2 separate regions of the Homo sapiens genome follow, and region 2 is linked to region 1. Evidence: chromatin loops called from intact Hi-C (ENCODE). Cell type or tissue: IMR-90. All regions are shown on one strand. Each heading gives the region's core, and the rest is flanking DNA. Links, peaks and the distances in the headings are about the cores only. Region 1 has its middle 11 kb from the start of DENND1B. Region 2 has its middle 32 kb from the start of C1orf53.

What was found. A loop is a pair of places that touch in the nucleus more often than their neighbours do. Peaks named below come from ENCODE experiments on the same cell type or tissue, not always from the same donor. Only the 100,000 strongest peaks of a DNase experiment are listed, where the experiment ranks them.
Region 2: it touches region 1 in a loop (2.4-fold over the local background); 11 of 110 quality-filtered maps call a loop at or near these places.

The regions. Positions count from the first base shown.
Region 1 is chr1:197,781,296-197,790,841 of GRCh38, reverse strand. It overlaps a transcript of DENND1B not described here. Among named protein-coding and RNA genes, the nearest start is that of DENND1B, 11 kb to the right of the region's middle. RefSeq lists an enhancer at 2,465-2,965. In IMR-90, for the core only: no CTCF peak of the experiment used is centred there; DNase peaks (open chromatin) are centred at 6,971, 7,261 and 8,541; H3K27ac peaks cover 1,298 bases.
Region 2 is chr1:197,865,578-197,875,123 of GRCh38, reverse strand. No RefSeq gene overlaps it. Among named protein-coding and RNA genes, the nearest start is that of C1orf53, 32 kb to the left of the region's middle. In IMR-90, for the core only: a CTCF peak has its summit at 6,007; a DNase peak (open chromatin) is centred at 6,023.

The sequences.
Region 1 (9,546 bases), core at 6,064-8,563:
GAACCCAGGAGGTGGAGGTTGCAGTGAGCTGAGATCATGCCACTGCACTCCAGCTTGGGCGACAGAGTGAGACTTCGTCTCAAAAAAAAAAAAAAAAAAAAAAACACTAAATAAAAAAAATAAAAATCAGAACTACCATATGATTTGACAATTCCACCACTGGGTATATATTCAAAGAAAATGAAATCATTGTGTCAAAGAGATGTCTGCACTTCTATGTTCATTCCAGCACTGTTCACAATAGCCAAGATACAGAATCAATCTATGTGTCCATCAGTGGATGAATGGACAAAAAGAAATGTCAGCTGGGTGCGGTGGCTCATGCCTGTAATCCCAGCGTTGTGGGAGGCTGAGGTGGGCAGATCACTTGAGCTCAGGAGTTCAAGACCAGCCTGTGCAACATGGTGAAACCCCGTCTCTACAAAACAAATAAACAAACAAACAAAAATCAGCCAGGTGCGTGCCTGTAGTCATAGTTACTCAGAAGATTGACATGGGAGGATCACTTGTTCCTGGGAGGGAGAGGTTGCAGTGAGCCAAGATCATGACACTGCATTCCAGCCTGGGCAACAGAGCCAGACTCTGTCTCAAAAAAAAAAAAAAAAAAAAAAAAAAGTCATGTATTTATATACAATGAGATATTATTTAGCTTTAAGGAATTTCTGCCATTTGAAATAACATGAATGAACCTGGAGCATATTATGTTAAAGGAAATAAACTAGACACAGAAAAACATACATTGCTTGATCCCACATATATGTGGAATCTAAAAAATTTGAACTCATATAAACAGAGAGTAAAAGGATTGTTACCAAAGTTTGAAGTGTGGGAGAAATGGAGAAATGTTGCTTCAAGAGCACAAACTTTCAATCATAAGATGAATGAATTCCAGGGATTTAATGTATATCATGGTGATTATAGTTAATAATACTGTGATGTATACTTTACATTTGCTAAGAGAAGAGATCTCAAGTATATATATCACACACACACAAACAAAACCAAATGTTTGAACTGATGGATATGTTATTTAGTGTGATTTTTGTGACTATTTTACAATGTATATGTATAATAAAGCACCATGCTATACAACTTAAAAGTTGCTGAGCTTCCTTAAAGCAATTAATTTGAATTCTTTGTCAGAGAGTTCATAAATTTTCATTTCTTTAGGATTGGTTACTCGTGCTTTAATTTGTTCCTTTGGTGGTGTCCTATTTCCTTGATTGTGCTTGATCTCTGTGGCTGTTAGTGTCTGCACATTTGAAGTAGAGATTTATTCCAGTCTTTGCATACTGACTTGGTTTGGGAAAAGCCCTTCACCAGTCAGCCTATGCAGAAATTCTTGGCAAGCTGTCTGGTATGGTTTGTGGATAGGCTTACTGTTCATTCTTAGGCACAATGGTCTAGTGCCTGGGTTAGCAGGTAGGTGGGCCTGGCACCAGGTCCATGGAGTTGGGCCTAGCACTTGAATTCACTGGGGTGGAACCTGTTGATTGAGTCCATGGGAGTGCACCTAGAGTCTAGGTCTGTGAGTGCAGGCTGGGAACCCATGTCTGTGTGACCTAGCCTGAAGCCTGGGTCTACAGGAGCTAACCTGGTGCTGGGGTGAGCCTTGAGCCTGAGTCCACAGGGGTCATTCAGGTACTGGGATTGGCCTGGCATCTGGGTCCACTGGGATGGTCCTGCAGCCTGAGTCCACAGGAGCCTATCTGGTGCTAAGGCATGCCTGGAGATTAAATTTGTGAGGGAAGGCCTGGGTCTTAGGTCCATAGGGGCTGGCTTGGAAAATAGATCTGCAGGGGTGGTCCTGGAGTCTCAGTTTACAGGGACTGGTCTAGCACCAGGGTATACTATGGTGGTGGGCCTGGATCCTGAGTCTCCTGGAGCAGGCCTGGACCGTGAGTCTACTGGAACCTAGTACCACAAGGACCAGTGTGGAGCTTGGGGCTGGCCTGCTGCTGGGGCAGGTGTTGAGCCTGGGTTTGTGAGTTTACATCTATTGTGTCCCCAAACTTTAATCACTCTAGAATCTAAATATATAGCGATCTGGCCCTTTTATCCTCCAATTACTGGTCTCCCTAATTTCACAGAGTAGCCAGAAAGTTTGCAGATAAAGAATATAATAGAGAATGGCATCAGCAAGATGATAGAATAGGACTTTCCAGGGCTTATCCCCTCACAGGAATATCAATTTGAACAACCATCCATGCAAGAAAATACCTTCACAAGAACTAAGGTGAGAGATTATGCCACCTGGGTGAAGCATGGAAATAAGATGCATTGAAGAGGGTAGGAAGGACAGTTTCATATTACACCCTTCCCCAAGCTCAGATAGAGCAGCTCAGAGAGAGATACCCTTCGCATGAGGGAAGGAGAATGAAGTGAGCACCCAACTTTGCTGCACACCCCAGCATCAGGCCCATCTCAGTGAACCCCAGCACGAGGCTAGACCAAGCCACCAGCCTGGCACCTGCAGACCTGGGCTCCAGGCCCACTCCAGCACCAGGCTGGCCTCCACTGTCCCAGGTTCCAAGACAGCCCTAGGTTCCAACAGTACAGCCTCTGTTGCCCCAGGCCCCAGGCTCCAGGCCCACCCACCGCAGCTCCAGGCCAGCTTCTGCAGACTCCAGCCTCAGAACTTCCCTGCAGATATAATCTCCCAGCCTCTAGTTTGGCCTCCAGTCAGACTCCAGGCCCATGCAGGCCAGGCCAGTCCCTGGAGCGCCAGGTTTCATGCGTGCCCCAGGTTCCAGACCAGCCCAGAGCCAGGTCGGCCCACACAGCCCCAGGCTTTAGGCAAGTCCTCTGGCCTCAGGCCCAAGGCCAGCACCCACTGATACAGGATCCAGGCTTGCCCAATACCAGGCCAGTCCCTGCAGCCCCATCTTCCAAGCTGGGCTCTACATCCCTATACTACAGCATACCAATGGTCCAGGCTCTCCCAGTATACCCTAGTACTGGGCTAGCCCCACAGACTCAGGATCCAGGACTGCCCCAGTGGATCCAAGTCCAGGCCAGCTCCCATTGCCCCAGTATCCAGGCCAGATCTTGCACCTAACCTCCAGGCCAGCACCCAAACACCCAGACTCCAGGCTGGCCCCATAGCCCCAGGCTCCAGGTCGGCCCCCATGGCTTCAGGCATGAGGCCACTATCCACAGTCCTAGGCTCCTAACCAGTCTCCAATTTGAGGGCCTTTGCTGTGAGGGGTTTCTAGGGGCATTGTAGCATAAAGTAGTGAGGTAACACATAGGAATAGTTTAATTATTAGAGACTTTTTGACATTTCATTATTATTTCACTTTTTTTTGTTTTTTAGACTTCTTTGTTAAAAGATGGGAGTAGGGACACAGTAAAGTTTCCATAGGAATATTTCTACCTTCTGTTATGATGATTCGAGTTTCACCTATGCTGGCCTTAGTATTTGGTAGCATTTAATATCGTGTTTTTAAACTTACCACTTGAACTTGATTCTGTGCTTGCCAAGCAAACTAAATGGAGGGTCTAAACGGAAGATCTCAGCTCAAGAAGCTTCTGTCCTGTCATACTAATTAGCACATGCCTGAATCTGACTGGACAGCCCAGGGCAGAGTGAGTCAACAATGGCTAATCTACTCTGTGCTTCTTATAGGAACTGTTTATAACCAGAGGTGCCCATTGCAGTGTGTGTGTCTGGCTGGGGGGACTTCTGCCCTTATGTTTACAGGACTTAAGGCCTGATTTCAGGACATGTTGGGGTGCTCTTACAATTAATTTTAGTGATTCTATAGATCCTATCCAAGCTTTATTAAGATGCCAAGCACCCACCCACTCCCATAACCCCCACAGTACCCCTGAATTAGTGTCATAGAATGTGAGACAATCAGAGAGCATCTTAATGCCTCCATGGTGAGTGCAAGGACACTACTGTCCTCTTCTTTTGGTGGAATTTATGGTTGCTGTTATTGCTATGTGTTTTAAGCTTTTTGGTACATATTACCAAAATAATGGGGCTCTATCTTTCACTTTTGCAAAGGGTCTCCTGGGGGCAATCAATCATTAAAGAAAGCCCAGGGAAGAGGATAAAGTCTGAAAATTTCATCTGTCTTTCTGATAACCTGAGTCTGGAAAGCCTTACCAAGCAATGGGCTCTTAGTGTACCAGTAAGCCAAAAGCATGCCTCAAAAACTTCAGTTGTCTTCCTACAATGCCTGGAAATTATAATGCTATTAGCTGAGGTTCATAGGATGGAATATGCAGGGTGATTTCCTTGAGTGACAACTGTCTAGGACACATCTTTACTTTGGTGTCTAATGGCATCTCAACCTTTTAATGCTTAAAGACAGAGAATAAGGCTTCCTGGCAAAGGGAACAGGTTAATCCAAGTCCCTGAGGCTGTCTATGACACATCTTTACTGTGGTGTCTAATAGACATCTCAACATTTTAATGCTTAAAGTAGAACTTTTGGTTCCTTTCTCACCCCATACCCACACATCTATCCATACCTCTATTCCTTATCAAATGGCCCAAAAGCTAATAGTCACCTTCTTCTATCCACATCCAATCCATTGGTAATTCCGATGGGTAGATTGCTATGTGTATTTGAAATCTGTCTACTTCTTATCATTTGCACTGCAAGTATAATCCAGAATATTATTATTTCTCCTGAATTACACAGCAGCACCCTCATAGCCTTCCTTAAACCCTGACTTTGCCCCATGATTTTTTCCTTCTAGTAGCTCCCTATAGCAAGTAGAACAAAATAGAGTCTTTACCATGGCTTGCAAAAACTCTTCACAATCTAGCCTCTGCCTACCTCTCTGGCCTTATCTCCCACTACCCTTGCCTGTCGCCCTAGCTTTCCTTAAATGTACCAAGCTTGTTTCAGCCTCAGGGACTTAGATTAACCTGTTCTCTTTGCCAGGAAGGCTTATTCGCTGAATCCTTAGACAACTGCTGTCTTCTCATCATTCCAGATGCAGTTCAAATATCTTCATCTTAGAGAGGCCTGCTTTGTCTATCCTAGCCAAAATAGTCTTCTGCCCATCGCTCTATCTCATTATTCTGTTTCTTTTTGTTTTAGCACTCATTACCATCAGAAATTTTATTATTTATATATTTACATGCTTATATATATGTATATGTGTGTGTGTGTGTATATATATATAGTTTTTTTTTTTGAGATGGAGTCTCACTCTGTCACCCAGGCTGGAGTGCAGTGGCACGATCTCGGCTCACTGCAAGCTCCGCCTCTGGGGTTCAGGCCATTCTCCTGCCTCAGCCTCCCGAGTAGCTGGGACTACAGGTGCCTGCAACCACACCTGGCTAATTTTTTGTATTTTTAGTAGAGACGGGGTTTCACCATGTTAGCCAGGATGGTCTTGATCTCCTGACCTCGTGATCTGCCTGCCCGGCCTATATTTGGTCTTTATTAACTAGACTATAATCTCCATGAGGGCAGAAACTATATGGTCTCTAGTGATGAAAATAATACTAGTTTAGGCAAAGAAGCCAAACTTTAGCAAAGAATATTATTAGTTTTATAACCATGTAAAGAATATGTATCAACTACTCCTTGGCTTTGGGAGCCAAGACACATATGGTCATCTGGGAGAGGTGAAGGCATGCAGAAAAATACGCAAGATAGCTGAAAACAAAAGGAAGCTATCTTTGAAGGCTTTGTTCATTCAAAGGAATAGGGCAAGATCTGGATAAGTCAAGGGCAACTACATAGCATAGCCTAGAACCAGAGGAGGCAACTTGGAGAAGAAGTAGAAAACACAATGGGCAAACCAAAAAAGATGAGATTTGAACACTGATTCAGGGCAAGTGATTGAGCCCATCATAAAATAATGCCAAATCAATTCCACCCTAGCAGCTGGTTCTAGAATCCATTTCAATAATGTACATCTTGACTATGTACATGGCTTATCTTCATTGGCATTTTTTCCCTTTAGGCCCCCATGCTCCATTAAAGAACAAAACTATTTCACATATATTTTTTACATAAGGGTTAAAAACTGTATGTTAAGTGAAGTATCATACCACAAATACACAATAAAATGAATATAAAATGAAAAATAGTCAATGGGTTCATTAACAGAATCATGACAGATTTATTTTCAATTTGTATAAATGTCCATAGAGAATTATTCTTTAGTTTTAGTTTTCTATTTTCATCTTTAAGAACCATGAAATCCAGTTTTTGGACAAAGAGTTTCTCTAAAAGATGGAGTTTGTCTATAGACTAATTTCATTAGAAACGTTCTTTCAACATTAGCTTTCATTATCTGTAAAATGAGACAGTAATAGCAAGTAATAAAAAAAACCCAAATATCTCTTTCAGTTTCTTACATAAATGCCTTTTTTGTTGTTGTTGAGACAGAGTCTTGCTCTGCTCCCAGGCTGGAGCACAGTGGCATGATTTCTTCCTGCAGCCTGCACCTCCCAGGTTCAAGCGATTCTCCTGCCTCAGCCTCCAGAGTAGCTGGGACAACAGGCCCATGCCACCGTGCCCGGCTAAGTTTTATATTTTTACTAGAGATAGGATTTCACTATGTTGGCCAGGCTGGTCTAGAACTCCTGACCTCAAGTGATCTGCCCACCTCAGCCTCCCAAACTGTTGGGATTACAGGCATGAGCCACCATGCCCAGCCCATAAATGCCTTTTTTAATCCTCCAACTTGTACAAAAAACTGTTAAAGAAAGGTATGATTACAGAAGTGTTTAGTGTGGCTTATAATTCATATTTAAAGATATCAACAAGGTATCACCTTGACTGAGGATTTTAAAAAAATACGATATTAACAAGGGAGATGACATATGATAATAAATGTTTCTGAATTGAAATATAGACTCACTTGAGCTTTGCTCGCTTTTGATTTGAGAGAGAGAAAGCAAGAGTGAGTGAGTGAGGAGAGATGCATATGTGCTTTATGAAGAAAATGGCTTTTGTAAATGACTCAGTAGTATGCAGACTGACTTTTATTTCCTGGTGCCTCTGGCAGACATGGGAAAGTGCATTCTTCCACACAGGCGTTCTTGGAATAAAATGTCCCTGTAGAGTTAGCTTCCTGCTTCATCATTTATAGTACCTGTTTTACCTCCTAATCTATACCTCACAGAACTATTGAGAGGCCTAGCTAATAAAAAATGGTCATAAAGCACTTGGCAAAATCACAACAACTATAAAAAAGAATAAATGCAAATGTGGTAAAGCTTGTCTTTCTGGTATGTCCATGAAGTCTTTGTGCATGAAATGATACAGTGACTCAAATGTTAAAGTTTTTTTTTCTTTCACAAACTGGGAGTAGTTAAGCCAGCTGGTTTGCTGGAGTGAGTTGTTTCTAGCTCAATAGTAGGCCACTTGATTTAAAACCTTCCTACTAATTCTAATATTAAGCCTATCCTCATGAATTCCTGCATACATTATGTAATAATTAATGCCTGCTTATTTAAAGAGGAAGTACAACATGTTTGTGTCAAAAATCAGATAGGCATATAAATGGGTTGTGTAGTAATCAATGGCTGTACCTACATCATCACAGAATCTGAATTAGCAGCACCTATTTGGTAGTTTTATTAAGTAACCATAGGGAGAACACAGTATAATTACTATGCACAGTATACATACTAATGTCATATGTTCCTGATCCACAACTCAGTCCAAGAGGGAAGTGAAGGGAAGGCCCAGGAAACAGCTGTGCAGCAGGCAGAAAGAAGTCACTACACACTGATGCAGTAATTTTATTAAGTCACTTGCATACAGTCAGGCAAATGGACAGGATCATGGGTCCAAATTCCTCCTTTCCATTCCAGCCAAGCCCAGCTGTCCTGATTGGCAGTCTCGAGAAGAAGGGAAGAAACTTCTGGAATTATGCACCGTGAATGAAGAAAGTCAGGTGAGACTGCATCCTTTTTACAAAGGAAACATATAAGTTCTCACCAAACTAAGAAGACGTTGATCAGTTTCACAGATCCTTCTTTCTGTTCCTTCTTTCCCAGAGAAGATTACAAGCAAAAATGGTCTTACCAGACCATTTTTTGGCAAGTCTTACTTGCCTAAGACTTGGGTCTGTGACATCAGAAACAACAGCAGAGAGAAAGATGATGTCCATACTTTTGAAGCCCAGAAGAACTCTCAGTCCTTGTTCATTTTTATCTTGTTATAATTTGCAATAGTAAGAGATGGGGAGAGTTTGTCATCTGTTTTGGAGTTACAAGTCTCTGTTTCATATGAACTTGTGCTGTGGAATTATACCATTTGACCTGGTATTTGACTGAGTTCTATTTGCTGGAATGTTGCACTTTTCCCCTTCTAGAATTGATCATATACAAATGCATGTAATGTTTGGCTAGTTATTTTCTCATATTTTAGGAAAGCAAAACTTGGCACACAGCAATTTGTTTTGATAATCTCTCTATTTACGTTAGGATTAGGGTTGCTTATGGGGCTGCTGATTTTGTTGAACTATTATCATCATGTTAGATGATCATTTATGTTTCCTTCCAGAAAATTCTAATGACATTGCTCATTGGATGTGATTACTCATTCTCCTGAGAGTGTTAAATGGGTGTGAGCAGAGCTGCCATACAAGGAAGACTGTATTTACGTGGAGTATCTTGTAGGTGGGGTTGGGAAATTATTTCCCATGCAATGCCACATGGTTACACAAACACAGCACTCTTTCTTGAAGTCCAAAGGAGAATCCTCAAAGAATCTCTGAAGAAAATTTGACTCCACTGATTACCATCTGTTGGTGACACTCTGCTTCAATTATTCTTTGTTCTGAACTCCAAGGACTGTTTTAAGTTCTACAATGTCTGGCAGATTGAGGAACAAAGATAAGGGAGAACAAGCAGAAACTGGTCAGAGGTAAGAAAATTTATTTACAATTTTTGGCAAATCACCTGAAAAAGGCAGAAGAAGATCTTTTGCTGTGCTGTATTATTTTTGAGAATTTTACTGTATTTTCTTACTAAAAGTTTAACAGCAAGATATACAAATATCATCATCGACCCATTGAATTTTAGAAATATTTGGATATGTTCAGATTTGGTAGTAAAGGTGTCAAAATTTATCTGAGTTCTTTTGTCCACAAACTGGAAGACAACATTTTTATTAAACTGGATTTTAAATCAACATAGAATGCTAACTCTATGAGCTTTGAGGTGTGAAACAACTCAGAAAGGCAAACTTTCAGGGAAGATATTGATCCCGAATCCCCACCTCCATCTTCTCTTTATTTTAAAAGTATTTCACATGTCTTGTTGAGGGAGATTTTACCTTCAGATTGAAATTCATGATATTGCTGCTAAGTATAAAAAGGACAACATGCCAGGAGGATGTTTTCCTTAACAACACTATCTCAGTCAATATTAAAAGGCAGGTCCTGATAAAATAATTTAAAGATAGTTTCCTAAGAGCTTCAATAAATTCAGTTTGTTAAATACTTTATAACTTTTCTTCTATAATAAATGAAGGTGGTAATACTATTAATAAATTTCACCTAAGAATAGTAATAAGAGGTTGTGCAGAGTTAGTCTAGGAAATGCCTGACTTGGATACA
Region 2 (9,546 bases), core at 4,480-6,979, 86 kb before region 1:
GTCTTACCTATTAGGATGGCTGATATAAAAATGAACAGAAAATAAGTGTTGGTGAGAATGTGAAGAAATTGGAACCCTTATGCTTTGTTGGTGGGAATGTAAAATGGTACAACTGCTTTGGAAAACAGTGTGGCAGTTTCTTAAGAAGTTAAAAATAGAATTATCATATAATTTAGCAATTCCACTTCTTGGTATATACCCCAAATAATTGAAAGCAGGAGCTTGAAGAGGTATTTGTATGCTCATGTTGATAGCAGCATTATTCACAATAGCCAAGTGGTAAAAACAACCCAAATGTCCATGGATGGATGAATAAACAAAATGTGGTATAAACAAGCAGTGGAATATTATTTAATCTTAAAGAAGAAGGAAATTCTGACATGATACAATATGGACGAACCTTGAAGACATTACGCTAAGTAAAATAAGCCAGTCACACAAGGAGAAACATTGTGATTTCACTTACACTAGGTATGTAGAGTAGTCAAATTTATACAGGCAGAAAGTAGAATGGTAGTTGGCAGGGTCTGGGTAGAGGGGGAATGAGAAATTCTCATTTAATGAGTACAGAGTTTTGCAAGATGGAGAGTTCTGGAGATGGATGATGGTGATATTTGCACAACAGTATGAATGTATTTAATGCCACTGAACTGTACACTTAAAAATGGTTATGATGATAATTTTTATATTATGAGTATTTACCACAAATAAAAATAACTTTTAAAAACCCTGTTGTTCTAAAACAATGTTCTTTTTCAGAGGAAGTACTTATTAGTTCAAAACAATGTACATGTCAGTTCTCTGCTTCATATAATTTGTTTTCACTGGAAGAAAATATGTTGGAAATATTTATGCCCCCTAGTTTCCTCCTCTCCCCAAATAATAAATGATAGGAGGGTGGTGTAATCTTGTCTTTTCTACTTGGGTGATCTAATTTTGGTTTAAACACATGTGTTAATAGGTGTACTTTTTTTCTGTTTTTAGATTCCATTTGAAAGAAAACATTTCTCTGCTTCACTAGTACACTCTGGCTACATTCTTTATGGCCTATTCTTTGTTGGGTGAGACTCTCTAAAATTAATGCCTACTCTTTATTGATTGCCCACCTGTGGCAGACATTTTGCAAACATTATCTTTAACTTTTTGAATAACCTTCAAATTAACTATTATTACCCCCATTTTTCAGGTAATGAAATGTAGATAGTAAGTAGTAAGCTCAGGATTTGAATGCAGATCTAGCTTTAAAACCTTGGAAAGTTGACTGCATAAATCTTTACCTAAAAGTTAAAGCCAAAGCCAGATAGACACTCAATCACCCCATCCATTCTCTTTTAAACACAGGAAAGTTATCTCTATTTAATACATATGAGTTTCAGTTTGCAAAATGGGCAACAAATCTTCATAGTTTTATAAGTGAGTAATTTGTAAATCCCTGAAGAAATGGTTTGTACCAGATGATCTTTAAGGATTTATGATGTATATGTCAAAAATAGATTATGTGGATTGTAAATAGATTGTATGGATTGACAGATTTTCACAAATTGAACACACCTGTTTAACCAGCACCTAGATTAAGAAACAGAATATTACCAATACCCTCCAAACACCCTTATGCCCCTAGCTGCTATATCTCCACTTTCAATAGCAATTGATTATTTTCACCTAAATGTTATTTACTTACTATTATGGACATTTAGTTTCCAGTTTTACTACTATGAACAGTGTTGTTATAAACATTCTTGTTCATGTCTTTTGGTGACACACATGCACACATATTTCTGCTGAGTATAAAACTGTGAGTAGAATTAATTGCTGGATCACACTATATGCATGTGCTCAGCTGATATGGTTTGGCTCTGTGTCCCCACTCAAATCTCAGCTTCAATGGTAGCTTCTGTAATTCCCATGTGTTGTGGGAGGGACCCGGTGGGAGATAATTTGAATCATGGAGGTGCTTTCCCCCATATTGTTCTCGTGGTAGTGAATAAGTCTCATGAGATCTGAGATGGTTTTATCAGGGGTTTCCACTTTTGCATCTTCCTCATTTTTCTCTTGCTGCCACCATATCAGAAGTGCCTTTCGCCTCCCACATGATTCTGAGGCCTTCCCAGCCATGTGGAACTGTAAGTCCAATTAAACTTCTTTTTCTTCCCAGTCTTGGGTGTGTCACTATCAGCAGTGTGAAAACGAACTAATACAGTAAATTGGTACCAGTAGAGTGGGGCGTTGCTGAAAAGATACCCAAAAATGTGGACGCAACTTTGGAACTGGGTAACGGGAAGAGGTTGGAACAGTTTGGAGGACTCAGAAGAAGACAGGAAAATGTGGGAAAGTTTGGAACCTCCTAGGATTTATTGAATGGCTTTGACAAAAATGCTGATTATGATATGGACAATGAAATTCAGGCTGAAGTGGTCTCAGATGTAGATGAGAAACTTGTTGGGTGCTGGAGCAAAGGTGACTTGTTATGTTTTAGCAAAGAGACTGGCAGCATTTTGTCCCTTCCCTGGAGATTTGTGGAACTTTGAACTTGAGAGAGATGATTTAGGGTATCTGGCAGAAGTTTCTAAGCAGCAAAGCATTCAAGAGGTGACTTGAGTGCTGTTAAAGGCATTCAGTTTTAAAAGAGAAACAGAGCATAAAAGTTTGGAAAATTTGCAGCCTGACAATGTGATAGAAAAGAAAATCCCATTTTCTGAGGAGTAATTCAAGCCAGCTGCAGAATTTGCCTAAGTAACAAGAAACCCAATGTTAATCCCCAAGACCATGGGGAAAATGTCTCCAGAGCATGTCAGAGGTCTTCACGGCAGCCCTTCCCATCACAGGCCTGGAGACCTAGGAGTAAAAAGTGGTTTCATGGGCTAGACCCAGAGTCCCCAACCTGTGTGTAGCCTAGGAACTTGGTGCCCTGTGTCCTAGCCACTCCAGCCATGGCTAAAAGGGGTCAATGTAGAGCTTGGGCCATGGCTTCAGAGGGTGGAAGCCCCAAAGTGGCAGCTTTGACATGGTGTTGAGCCTGCGGGTACCCAGAAGTGAAGAGTTGAGGTTTGGGGACCCCCACCTAGATTTCAGAAGATGTATGGAAACGCCTGGATGCCCCAGGCAGAATTTTGCTGCAGGGGTGAGGCTCTCATGGAAAACCTCCACTAGGGCAGTGTGGAAGGCAAATGTGGGGTTGGAGCCCCCACACAGAGTCCCTACTGGGACACTGCCTAGTGGAGCTGTGAGAAGAGGGTCACCGTCCTCCAGACCCCAGAATGGTAGATCCACTGACAGCTTGCACTGTGCGCCTGGAAAAGCCACAGACACTCAACACCAGCCTGTGAAAGCAGCCAAGAGGGAGGCTGTACCCTGAAAAACCACAGAGGTGGAGCTGCCCAAGACCATGGGAACATGGTCTTGCATTAGCATGACCTGGATGTGAGACCTGGAGTCAAAGGAGATTCATTCTGGAGCTTTAAAATTTGACTGCCCTGCAGGATTTTGGACTTGCATGGGCCCTATAACCCCTATGTTTTGGCCAATTTCTCCCCTTTGGAATGGCTGTATTTACCCAATGCCTGTATCCCCATTGTATCTAGGAAGTAATTAGTTTGCTTTTGATTTTACAAGTTCATAGGCAGAAGGGACTTGTCTTGTCTCAGATAAGACTTTGGACTGTGGACTTTTGGCTTAATGCTGAAATGAGTTAAGACTTTGGGGGACTGTTGGGAAGGCGTGCTTGGTTTTGAAATGTGAGGACGTGAGATTTGAAGGGGCCAGGGGCAGAATGATATGGTTTGGCTCCGTGTCCCCACCCAAATCTCATCTTGAGTTGTACTCCCATAATTCCCACGTTACAGGAGGGACTGAGTGGGAGATAATTTGAATCATGGGGGTGGCTTCCCCCATACTGTTCTCATGGTAGTGAATAAGTCTCATGAGATCTGATGGTTTTATCAGGGGTTTCTGCTTTTGCATCTTTCTCATTTTTGTCTTGCTGCCACCATGTAAAAAGTGCCTTTTGCCTCCCGCCATGATTCTGAGGCCTCCCCAGCCATGTGGAACTGTAAGTCCAATTAAACCTCTTTTTCTTCCCAGTTATCAGTAGCATGAAAATTAACTAATACATCAGCTTTAGTAAATATGGCAAGTTTTCCAAAGTATACATTAATTTTTTTTACAAAGCATTAAGTAAAATCCTGACAGCCAATAGAAGAATAGGTAAAAGACTTGACAAAAAGGATTCCAAGTAATAAGAATAGCACAACTTTTGAAAATTGTAAGTCTTTTTAACCTTAACATTCTCTGATGCAAAGAGGAAAAAAGTTATTCTGTAAGTATATTTAAAATGTTTGTCTCAAGCTAGCCAATTCTCTATTATATGTTCTACAAAACAATTGTTTAAAAGTTATGAAATAAATAGATACATCAATGGTTATGTTTTATCTGTAGCATAGTGGTTCAGAAGTTGAAAATACATATATTATTTTTCATTAAAGTCCATATTTTTAAAAAGCTTATTTACTTCACTTAAATTTAGAAAACAAAATATTTCAAAATCTCCAAAGTGATAGTATCTGGTTAAATTGTCTTCAATTTATTCAATTAATAATTAATAACCAAGTTGAAAGCAAACCAATAAAAGGGATATTCAGATAGATTTAACAATTATCTTAAGAGTCCACTACTTAAAAATAAATAAAACCAAATTTTTATAAATATATAAATTTTTTTACAAATTACAGATAAATGGAATACACACACACAAAGTCCATAATCACCTAACAAAGCTCCTCCTTTGTAGTTTTTATTTTAGTGTTTGGAAGGAATGTTTAGTGTTTAGTTCTAAATTATTGCAATGCAAGACTGCAATACAGGTTAGGCTGTTATCTTGAATGTAAAGAAGTGATGATGAATGCATTGAAAAATAAGTAGTGAAAAAATGCAAGGCAGTTGCAGGAATAAAACTCCATGAGCTCTTGACCTCACATATGTACAAATTAATTTAGCAAAATAAAAGAGCTATAATGTTAATGTGGCCTGGATTTTAAGAAAAATGCTAATTTTATTCTCTTTTCTGAGAGTGCAAAGGATAGAGAAAAAAAGTGAGGAGAAATAGTTCTGTGACTAAAGAGATTATAAATGGAAAATATGAGGTATTTTAAGAGCAAAAAGCATATGTTGATAAAGAGAGAGAGAGAAAGAGGGAGAGAGAGAGAGAGTCCTTACATATGTAAGGTCAGCCTTACATTAGTGTATTCTTGCTGAATCTTTGACTGACATACCAGATGTTCATCACAGGCACACTTTACTTCTATTATGCTGATTTATGCCGTCTAGTTTTGTTTGTTTTCTATTTGTGTTTCTACGGAATCCATTCTCTTGTGATAAATGTGGAAATTTTGGTTGTTTTAATTTTATGATTGTACCCTCCATTATCTTTGAATTCCTCTAACTGGAACATTATTAAACTTGTCTCTTATAAGTGCTGTACTCTCATTTGTCATTGTACTACTAAAGGACCTTAATCCTTTGGTATTTGAGGTATTCTTGGAAGTCCTTTTAGGAACATGCATTTCACTGATGGATTTGACTGGGACTTTGGAAATATAATGGTTTTATGTTAATCTTGCCCATTAGTGTTTTATGTCTTAAGACTAGAGACTTGGTTCCTCCTCCTGAAATTTTTAGCCCTATTTCCTATAAAGACTCATAGCTAGCTTGATTTGGTGTCTGCAATAAGTAAGAGATTTGGTCACTTATCTTTTCTCTCTCTTGCCATTGGGTGGATTCTATGAGCTGATTTTTCTTTGGCTTCCATTAAACACACTTTTATTTCTAGAATTAAAGACAAATAGATAATCTCATCGCTATTTGCAAATATTGGTAGTATTTTCGTATGCAAAGGTTTAAAGAGAATTCTTGGAAACCAGCACAGTAGAAGTAAGAGCAATGCAACAAAGCTACAGGAAGAAATGTTGGGCTTTGTATAGAGAGTTAGCATTCACAGTTTTCTAAACCTGCCTCTGGGAGGCAGTAGGGTGTAGAGGTTGAGTACGGCTTCCCGTTGACTTCAAATCCAATACAACCACTCGCCTGTTGTGTGATCTGTGCCTTGGTTTATTCTGTGAAATAGGTATAGTAGTAAATCCTCCCCCATTGGGTTTTTGTGAGGATTAAATGAGATACTTCCTGCCGGGCACTTACAATTCTGTCTGGTACAGAATAAACGTTCAATAAAAGTTAGCTTTATTATTATGGAATAGGCTGTCTGCTTTTGTATGTTTTCCATCATTAGAGGAATTTAAGCAGAGGTGAAATAATAAATTGGTAGAGATTTCATAGTTAAGATTTAAGCATTGGATAGCTCCTTCAACCCCTCAGATTTGTGTTTCTATTATTTTGTTTCCAGTGAATATCAAGGTATCTTTCATATATGACAATTGGTGGTATTAACCTATATAACATGCTTTTTTTTTTGGTAGTTCAATTCCAATGATACAGTCTCCTGTAGTCAATCTGGGACCTCAGAGTACGGCAAAGAAAACCACTGCTTAAGTCCAGTCTACATGCTGACCTTATGAAGCAAACCAGCTATAGATGCCAGAGACCTAAACAGATAGACTGTGAATTCAATTTGAGGAAAACACTGCAGAACGGTTCTTTTGATAATTTACAATCTTTCCTATCTGATGGCAAAAATTAAAAAGTGTTATAATATTCATTGTTGATAAGACATAAATGGGAAAATGGACACTGTAATATATTGTTAGTGGGAATATAAATTGCAAACATTTTGGAAAGAAAGCTGTCAATGTCTATTATAATTTTAAATATATATTCTCTTTGACCTGCCAACTCCACTTTTAAATGGCTTTCCTATATGTGTGTATATATATGTATATATGTGTATATACATACATGTATACACACATACATATATACACACATACATATATGTACACATATATACATATATACATATATATACATATATGCATATCATTATTTAAGGCCACATTAAGAAACCTCTATTGTGGCATTAATTGTGGTAGTAAAAATATGGAAACAATATAATTATCTATTAATAGGGCAATATTTAAATGCGGTAAGCTCTTACAATGGAATATTATTAAGTGACTGTTTAAAAAAATGATTTAGATTTCTATCTATTGACATGAGAGGTCCGTGATGTACTGCTAAGTGAATAAAGTAAGTTCCAGCATAATATTTATGGTATATTTGATGTTTGAAACAGCAAACAAACAAACAAAAACTTCAAATTGCCTTTGCATGCTTTTATATGTAAAGGGAGAAGTGAGGGTGGTCACCAGGTCGATGACCTGGGTTACCTCAGTGTTGGGGCTAAAAGAGAATCAGTGTTTTCTATATATGTTTTTGCATTTTTTTACATGCAATAAATGAAATTTTTTGGAATGAAAAAGTAGAAGGAAATAATTTTATTTAAAGAACTTAATAATTACAAAAATGTACCTATTATAATACATGCACAATAGGAACATGCATTTCACTGATGGATTTGACTGGGACTTTGAAAATATAATGGTATTATGTTAATCTTTCCCATTAATGTTTTATGTCTTAAGGCTGGAGACTTGATTCCTTCTGAAATTTCTGGCACAATGCAAATTTCTTGAGAAAAATAATCCCACTCTCCCTTCCTGTGCTTATCATTATTCCTTTTTCTTCTGCCTCCTCTATAACTTTCTTCCTTATGCTTTTTCATTCCCACTTCACCTCAAAAAAATAAAGTATTTTTGTGAAAATGGAAACATATTACCAGTCAAAATGTTTTACAAGTCTGAAAGTGATACAAAAAGCAGTTCATTTTTTTTCCCTTTTTCACCTCAAACTCTAAAAATATTTTGTAAAAAACTATTTTTAAGTAGAATACAGGCCCTCCAACTCTTATACGGTAAAGTTCTGCCATTTCTAGTGACATAGAGCTTCCTAGATCATGCTGTTCAGAAAGAACACAAAAACCAAATGCCTTCTTCCCTTCCTTCCTCCCCCCCTCCCTCCCTTGTTCCTTCCTTCCTTCCTCCTTCCTTACTTTCTTCCCTCCTTCCTTCCTTGTTGATAAATATTAGGAGCAGCAGCAGTATTTCTTCTTATGGTAAGTAATAATGGCATGTGCTCTAAAAGAAAACTAGAATATTTTGACTCTGACTTTATGTGGACAAGGGCAAAAAAATGACTAAAATACATTAATTAATTGAAATTCATTAAAAAGAGGCAAATATAACCAAGATTTTTTCATGTAGTAGTAACAATTAACTATTATTAAACATTCATATAAACTAATTGAAATTTCTTTTCCTAAAATGGTATATCTTTAAGGTTTTAAAAAATTATGTAAACTCTGTAGTTGAACAAATTATATCATTTCTGAAGGATTTGATTTCTGGGTGAACCTTTTTAGGGTTGTTATTGTCTTTCATTATTTTTCTTTTTATTTTTTTTCTTTCTTTATTTATTTATTTTTTCTTCTTTTTTGACTTGAAGTCTCATTCTGTCACCCAGGCTGGAGTACACTGGCGGGATCTCAGCTCACTTCAACTTCTGCCTCCCAGGTTCAAGTGATTCTCCTGCCTCAGCCTCATGAGTAGCTGGGACTACAGGCACGTGCCACCATACCCCACTAATTTTTGTATTTTTAGTAGAGATGAGGCTTTGCCATGTTAAACAGGCTGGTCTCAAACTCTTGACTTCCAGTGATCCGCCCCCCTTGACCTCCTAAAGTGCTGGGATTACAGACGTGAGCCTCCGCTCCTGGCCATGTCTTCCATTACTTTTCTGAGTTCTATTTTTGTTCTTTTTTTTATTACCTTAAAATCTTTACTGTAGAAATACAAAAGCATACAGAAAAAATGTAATGAATCCCCATGTATCACAGCAATTCTTGTTTCATCTACAGCCCATCTATCCTCTAAATATATTTTGTAGCAGATACCAAACACCGTAAATGTTTTAGTACTTATGCCTACAAGATATGAACTCTTTTAAAACATAATCACAATACTATAAGTGTACCTAAACAAAGAGGGATATTTTCTTAATATCAACAAACAGGTACTGTTAAAATTCCTAATAGTCTCTTAAATGCCATAACTTTTTATAGTACACTGTTTTCCCTTTTGAAATTTATTTGTTGAATAAACTGAGTTGTTTTTACTTCGGCTCTAGAGACTGATCAGATTTAGATTAGTTTGTTTTTTCTTGCCAAGACACTTTATAGATATTGTTATATTTTATTGGGAGGCACAAAATATTTGACTGGCTCTCTTTTTGTGATGTTATTGGCTGTTAATGCTTAGTATCTACTTCCATTAATTTATCACAAAATAGTGATATTCTAATTGTAACCTTTGTTCTTTATTAGCTGAAATATCTCTCTAAAGAGAAAAATTCTACTTATCTATCATTTAGTTACTCAGCGTTACAGTTCATATAAAGAAAGCAAGATAAATGTTTGATCGTATCCCTTTATTTACTAATTTTCATAATGTATTTGTTCCCTAGAATCATCCAACAGTGATTAAT